2 separate regions of the Homo sapiens genome follow, and region 2 is linked to region 1. The links are chromatin contacts, found by Hi-C or POLR2A ChIA-PET in ENCODE. All regions are on one chromosome and are shown on one strand. Each heading gives the region's core, a stretch centred on a gene start or an enhancer-like site at or near the end of the contact. The rest is flanking DNA. Distances are from core to core; before and after follow the strand shown.

Region 1 (3,743 bases), core at 381-2,880:
CACAGATGCAATGATTTTCGACGGGCAGGGCTTCACTGCATGCAAGAACGGCAGGATATGCTCTCTTATAGAACGGATAGACATTTCTAGCATTTTGAATTATATAATTCACTTGCTGAAAATCAGTAGTATCAAAGAAAAGTGAGAGAACCCATCTAAATATTTACAATATAAGAGTCTTTCCTAAACTTCTTTAACAATGGCAAGGTTAGGATGGTGTCTGGACAGTGTTAACAAGCATTTTGATGACAAAGAAATAACATCACATGAAAAGTTTTCTAAAATAAATCTTAGAGCAATTTAAAGAGGGGTGATCTATTGCACATAGATGAAAAATAATCTTTAATTGTATCAGTAATATGTAAAACAGGTTTTACATGTTTTAGAATAGAAATCCTTCTTCTAATTTATTGGAAAAATCCAAAACCAGCTAAAATAACATTTTGGGTGACTTCATAAATTGTCTTCTGAGGAATTACAAATAAAAATATCCTTTGTAATCATTTCTTGCCACAAGGCTACCATTCTTACTTATATTAATCCCAAAGGAAAGGCTTTTCGTTACATATATAATAACTGTTAAAAGTCTACTTTCCCTTATTAAATGTTGTTGAGTCACTGACAGGTACTCAAAAGGACTTCTCAAGCTATATTATGAAGGCCATTCACTCAAGGTAAAATTTCAGTTACTCCTTTAAGAATTATTTTAAAATGCACACACTGTGAACGTATTGCGAATATGTAAGAAAGTCTACACTTTTTGAATAGTAAGAGGACACCTTACTGCCTGCCCGGCTAAATCTGTGATGATCCACCCAGAAACAGCAGAGCTCACCTGTCTGTCTGGAGCTGCTCATGGCTGCTGAATTGATACCTTCAACAGCTAACATTCAAACTCGACAGCAGCAGCCACACCTGAGACCAGCAGAAGCGCTGAACTCCCATACATACTAAGCCTCTAGCTAAGTCTCTCTGAAAATTTCAGCCTCATCTTGGAGATAGAGCGGTATTGAAGACAACGAGAAGGTTTGAGGTTTTGCTTAGAATACAGTACTGTGCATATTTTGATTTCGGATCTTATACTAACACATGGCGTTTGAAATAAGGCTGTAAAAAGATACAAACAAAACCAGCATTCAACTTGAACCAAGATTGTACATCTATGACAGTGATATAGATTTAAAAACCCTACTACCAAAACTGTAATTGATTTCATCATGCACTCTATAGAAAAAGACAATTATGGAAATTTCTCTTAGTTATGAATGTAACCAGCTCACTGGCACCCAATGGGTCTCTGTCTCTAATTTGTCAAAAGTTGTTTTGAGCTCATTGAATGCCACAGTGAGGTCATCATTTATTATAATTTTGTCAAAAAGATGACCATATTGACTTTCCATTATCTGTGCAGATTTAATCATTTCTTGAAAATCTTCTTCCTACAAAAGGAAGTATTAAAAAAATAATTGGTTAACCAGGCCATTACCTCACTTCATATCAATGCAAACATTCTACAATTGGTTTACCTAATGCTGTTCTGTGTTCAGTCTTTCCCCTCAGCCAGAAATAAAAGTCATCCTCTTTAACCACAAGTGCTTCAGAAGCCATAATTTCTAATACTATTTCTATGATTTGCTTGTAACAAAAAACTACTCTGGCAAGAGTCAAAACTCCTGCCTTAACTGAATTGCAGGATAATGAGTCACTAGTCATCATTATGGGGAAATGTCAGTATTAAAATAGCTATTGGAGAAAAGAATTGTTTACTCTGATGTTTTGGCTGCATTATTTATGCTTATTCATAGGAAGGAATTTATAATATAAACTCCTTTTTCAGAGTTGGACAAATTTGTAAAAGGATGATTACCATGTTTTTTGTTTTTTGTTTTGAGATAGAGTCTCACTCTGTCACCCAGGTTGGGGTGCAGTGGTGCAATCCTGGCTCACCGCAACCTCTGCCTCCGGGGTCCTAGCAATTCTCCTGCCTCAGCCTCCCGAGTAGCTGGAATTACAGGAGCGTGCCGCCACACCTGGCTAATTTTTGTATTTTTAGTACAGATGGATTTTCTCCATGTTCACCAGGCTGGTCTGGAACTCCTGACCTCAAGTGATCCCCACCTGCCTCGGCCTCCCAAAGTGCTGGGATTACAGGCATGAGCCACCACGCCCGGCTGATTACCACGTTCCTTCGATGTCTCATTAAAAGTGTTTCAGGAGCCTTCGTGTCTCACATTTTTAAAGCCAGGAAGTATTTTAGTTGGCTATATAACATAAATGTAAGAGAGCCAAATCCTAAGAATATGTGATCCTTTCTTATCTTCGTTGAGAAACCTTTAAAATGTCTAAATAGTACAATAAATCTTTATGTTGCAACATGCTGAAATAATTTGAGTCTGCATTTCATTGTCACATAAGATTTCACAATAACAGAAAATTTAATTTTAGTGTTGATCAAGAGCCTGAGTAACTAACATTGTATGACAGTACCTACTCAGAACGGATATGTACTGTTGGCATGTAAAAAAAGGTATTTATCAAATATACTGGGAATCAGAAATGTGATCTGTATTTTGTAACCACAATGAACAGTTCATAAATTAATATAAACTAAAGTTAATGATGAGCTAATTAAGAGGGGCAAGAAAAAAATAAGCTCTTCACATTTAATTTCTTTGCTTTTGATTTTTGGTCCAAAGGTAGAATATATTAAGATTAAGAAGAAAAACAATAAAAGGTCTTGCCAGAACCCATAATAGTCATGAATATACCACAATCATCATTTCCAATAACACTCATAGAAAATACAAATATTATTGCTGAATAATATTGGTCTACTTATCCTATACCCAAAATAGTGATTTTCTTTTGCTGTGCTAAATATAATTGTTGACACAAGGAGACAAGCAAGGCACATTATTAAATTTTTCATTTGGACTCTTAATGAGTAACAGTTACTGATGGTATTTTTAGCTTTAAAAATAAGGCTGCTCTGAAAATTAATTGGTCTAGATTTTATACAAATGTTCAGCCTACAATAGTATGAAATGTTCACATAATAGTATACAAAATAGTTTTGAGTCAATTGAATATGAAGATCCATTCACCAAAGCACAAGAAGTGTAACTGTTCAAAAGGTATGTACCTAAATACAATTCTTTCACTGATTTTTGTATCTATTATACTCTTCCCAAGTACATGCAGCTGTATATATGTTTTCATATATACAACTGTATCTTACATCTTATCTACTGCTTATATCTTATCTCCAAGCTTTTTGTGGTTGTTGTTGAGACAGGGTCTCACTCTGTCGCCCAGGCTGGAGTGTAGTGGTGTGATCTCAGCTCACTGCACTCTCAGTCTCCTGGGGTCTTGTGATCTTCCCACCTCTGCCTACCAGGCTGGAGTGTAGTAGTGTGATCTCAGCTCACTACACTCTCAGTCTCCTGGGGTCTTATGATCTTCCCACCTCCGCCTCCCAAGTAGCTGGGACTACAGGTGTCCAACCATCATGCCTGGCTAATTTCCATATTTTTTGTAGAGATGGGGTTTCACCACCTTGGCCAGGCTGGTCTTGAACTCCTGGACTCAAATGATCCTCCTGCTTCGGCCTCCCAAAGTGCTGGGATTACAGGTGTGGGCCACCACACCTGGCCCCCAAGCATCATTATACTTACTGTGAAGGGTTTTGCAGCACCTTGGTCATCTCTGCTTGAAATAATCTTTGCATTTTTTCTTGTTTCTCT
Region 2 (3,550 bases), core at 310-2,809, 34 kb after region 1:
ATATATAATTCTGGGAGCATTATTTTGCCTCAAAAGGTAGCTGGAATGATGCTGTGATATTCTTTTGTCCTGACGACCGTTTCAACTGCTGACCAGTAGGGCTGGGGTTCCATTACACAGTTTTGAGGAGGCTGATTAAGGCACACCCATGAAGAAAGGCCAAGTTGTGTCAGAGGAGTTTAAAGCTTCAGAGAGTTCCAGATCCACTATATCGGGGAAAGCCCACCAGAGTCTATCCCCCGCTGAATACAGCCCAAACCTCTGGACAGCGCACAAAAGGCAACAACCTAGGGACTCTGAAAGGCAAACAAAACCAGGCAGAGTGTAGATGGAGTCAAATCTGGAGAGGTGGCCTCCAAGATAATGAAGTTTCCCATTTTATTTTTCCCTCTAGCTATAGTCTCGATGTTTGTCCCCCCAAATTGCGTGTTGAAATTTGATCCCAGCATTGGAAGTGGGGCCCAAGGAGAGGTGTTTGGGTCATAAGAGCAGATCCCTCATGAATAGATTAATGCCCTCCCTGGCGTGAGGCAGTGAGTGAGTTTTCACTCTATTTGTCCCCCAAGAAAGCTGGTTGTTAAAAACAGCCTGACATCCCACCACTCCTGCTTCCTCTCTCTCCACGTGATCTCTGCACACACAGGATTCCCTTCGCCTTCCACAAGTCAAAGCAGCATGAGGCCCTCGCCAGATGCCCAAACTTCCAGCTATTAGAACCATCAGCCAAACAAATCATTTTTCTTTATGAATTACCCAATCTCAGGTATTCCTTTACAGCAACACACAACAGACTAACACATGCCTTTTTTTTTCTTTCTTTCTTTTTTTAATTAGAGAATCTTGCTCTGTTGCCCCGGCTGGAGTACCGTGATGCAATCTCAGCTCACTGCAACCTCTGCCTCCCAGGTTCAAGCAATTCTTGTGCCTCAGCTTCCCAAGAAGCTGGGACTACAGGCGCCTGCCACTACACCTGACTAATTTTTATACTATTAGTAGAGACAGGGTCTTGCCATGTTGGGCAGGCTGGTCTTGAACTCCTGACCTCAAGTGATCCTCCTGGCTTAGCCTCCCAAAGCGCTGGGATTACAGGCATGAGCCACTGCGCCCAGCCTCAATGCCATTTTATTACATGTCTTTCCCCTTGGCTGAGGAGAAGAGGCAACAGGGACAGAAGAGATGTTGCTGTGATCTGTGCTGGTGAAGGAGGCAGCACAGAAGGGACAGTGAGGTGGGAGAGGAGCAGGAGGTCTCAGGTAGCCCCATTGAGCTGGGAAATGCATGTTCTCTCAGCACACCTCTATAAGGATGAGAAGCAGGGCACTGTAAGCTATAAATAAATTCTTCCTCCTCCTCCTTGAGGAGGCTCAGTATAAATGAATTAGGAGATGTGGACATTATTAATAAAGGAAATTTTGAATTTCTTTTGAAGTATGTGAATATGTGTTTCAAAATAATGCAAACAATCTTAATATGTAATGATGCTAGTGTTCACTTCCAGGACCTACAGATGTGAGAAATTGCATCATTTCCCATGAGTCACCCACCATTTCTCAATGAACAGCATGGGTTGTAACCTTTCAAAGGACTCCATCTTACTAAGATGGGGTAATTCTCAGGTTCTCCATTGATTCTCATTTCCATAAGTATCATCACGAGTTTATAAAAGAACAATTAACAAGAGTGATATGGTTTGGCTCTGTGTCCCCACCCAAGTCTCATGTTGAACTGTAATTCTCAATGCTGGGGGAGGGACCTGGTGGGAGGTAGCTAGATCACAGAGGTAGATTTCTCCCATGATATTCCCACGATAATGAGTTCTCAGGAGATCTGATGGTTTAAAAGTATGTGGCACGTCCCCTGTCGCTCTCACTCTCTCTCTCCCCTGCTGCCATGTGAAGCCCGCTCCTGTTTCCCCTTCACCTTCTGCCATGCTTGTTAAGTTTCCTGAGGGCTCCCAGTCATGCTTCCTATATAGCCTGTGGAACTGTGAGTCAATTAAACCTCTTTTCTTCATAAATTACCCAGTCTCAGGTAATTATAGCAGTGTGAGAATGTACTAACACTAAGAGACACCATGCTCTTCTACTCCAAAACTTTTCTAAAATCATTGGCTTTGATCCTGGAAGTTTAAATATCTCTCGCTACATTTTTAAAGAAATGCATTGAGGATGAAGTGAAGATACATGGAGCTTGTGGCTACTCACATCTGTGAAGGGTGCACAAGATAGATGCTAGGATGCAAATCTGAGTCAAGGCAATCGATGTTTGTGAAAATACCCACATTCCTTTATTAACTGCCTTTTTATTTTGAGACAGAGTCTCGCTCTGTCACCCAGGCTGGAGTGCAGTGGCGCGATCTTGGCTCACTGCAACCTCCACCTCCCAGGTTCAAGGGATTCTTCTGCCTCAGCCTCCTGAGTAGCTCGGACTACAGGACTGTGCTACCACGCCTGGCTAATTTTTGTATTTTTGTAGAGATGGGGCTTCAATGTAGAGATGGGGCTTCACTGTAGAGATGGGGCTTCACCATGATGGCCAGGCTGGTCTCAAACTCCTGACCTCAAGTGATCCTCCCACCCTGGCCTCCCAAAGTGCTGGGATTAAAGGTGTGAGCCACGGCACCCAGCCAATTATCAACTTTAAAGCGACTTTGCTGACTCTCTAGCTTGAAATATCCTAGAACTCTGCTGTAATACTTTATTTCACTGAAGGTCTAAATGCCATCTGAAGCTTGTACCATGCTGCTGCCTCAAAATGCTTTGAAACGAACTTGCATTGTGTTCAAAAATATTCACTTCTATTATTTAATTGCCCTGATGTATGCTTCATATATTACAACAGTGTTTGCTATCCCCACTTGACAAAGGTTCCACTAAAACGACAGTACCGTTCTTCAGAAATGTCTTAAAAGTCTCTGCAAGTCAATTACGTACAAAAAACTAAAGATTTTGTTTCAGAGACAAGACAAAAGGTGTTGAAGGGGAGGAGATTTTTAGCTTGAAAACTTCAAGTATGATTCACTTTGAAGAGAAATTCTTACTAGCTCACTCATTTCCTCAGAATTACTCACAGAAACAAGCACTTACCAACCAAGACAACGAGTCTGTATTTTTCATTAGTTTGTCGCCGATACGGTGTCACTTCTTCGTATGTGGGTACGTCAGCTGTGTCGTACTGATCACTCTTCTTGCATTCATACATGGATTTATTTGTTTTCTTATCTTTTCTACTAAGACGAAAACTTTTTCTAAAACCAGCTGCAAATATTAAAATAAATATATTTTTAGTAACATCAACCAAAAAAGAAACCCTCAAAAAAAAAAAACCCTCAGAGTTGGGTTGGATTTTATTTACCATAATATTGGGTTTTTAAAGTTAAAACCCTAATGTTTTAGAGACAGGGTCTCACTCTGTTGCCCAACCTGGAGAGCAGTGGCGCCATCACAGCTTACTGCAGTGTTGAACTCCTGGGCTCAAGCGATCCTCCCACCTCAGGCTCCCAGGCAGGTGGGATTACAGGCACACATCACCACGGCTGGTTAATTTTTAA

What was found. Hi-C counts contacts between places; a loop is a spot of excess contacts on that map. ChIA-PET counts read pairs that join two places held with the same protein, here RNA polymerase II (POLR2A). Pooled maps may share reads with other maps.
Region 2: a map of PC-3 shows a loop between it and region 1 (6-fold over the local background). The contact joins two enhancer-like sites. A Hi-C loop is called at or near these places in 2 of 168 maps with a recorded cell type or tissue (PC-3 and endothelial cell of umbilical vein) and 1 of 50 pooled maps. POLR2A ChIA-PET finds 5 or more read pairs at or near these places in 2 of 52 experiments (BJ and RWPE1).

The regions. Positions count from the first base shown.
Region 1 is chr10:28,052,806-28,056,548 of GRCh38, forward strand. MPP7 (MAGUK p55 scaffold protein 7) reads right to left here. Exons shown (of 17, transcript NM_001318170.2): 16 at 3,675-3,743; 17 at 1-1,439. The coding sequence ends at 1,260. Among named protein-coding and RNA genes, the nearest start is that of SNORD130, 19 kb to the right of the region's middle. Within about 2 kb of position 1,631, at least 5 of the 41 ENCODE cell types and tissues checked have a DNase peak (open chromatin) inside an H3K27ac peak, as active enhancers do; they include PC-3, where a contact is called at or near this core.
Region 2 is chr10:28,086,585-28,090,134 of GRCh38, forward strand. It overlaps MPP7 (MAGUK p55 scaffold protein 7), which reads right to left. Exons shown (of 17, transcript NM_001318170.2): 12 at 3,087-3,257. Among named protein-coding and RNA genes, the nearest start is that of SNORD130, 15 kb to the left of the region's middle. RefSeq lists an enhancer at 2,223-3,422. Within about 2 kb of position 1,560, at least 4 of the 41 ENCODE cell types and tissues checked have a DNase peak (open chromatin) inside an H3K27ac peak, as active enhancers do; they include PC-3, where a contact is called at or near this core.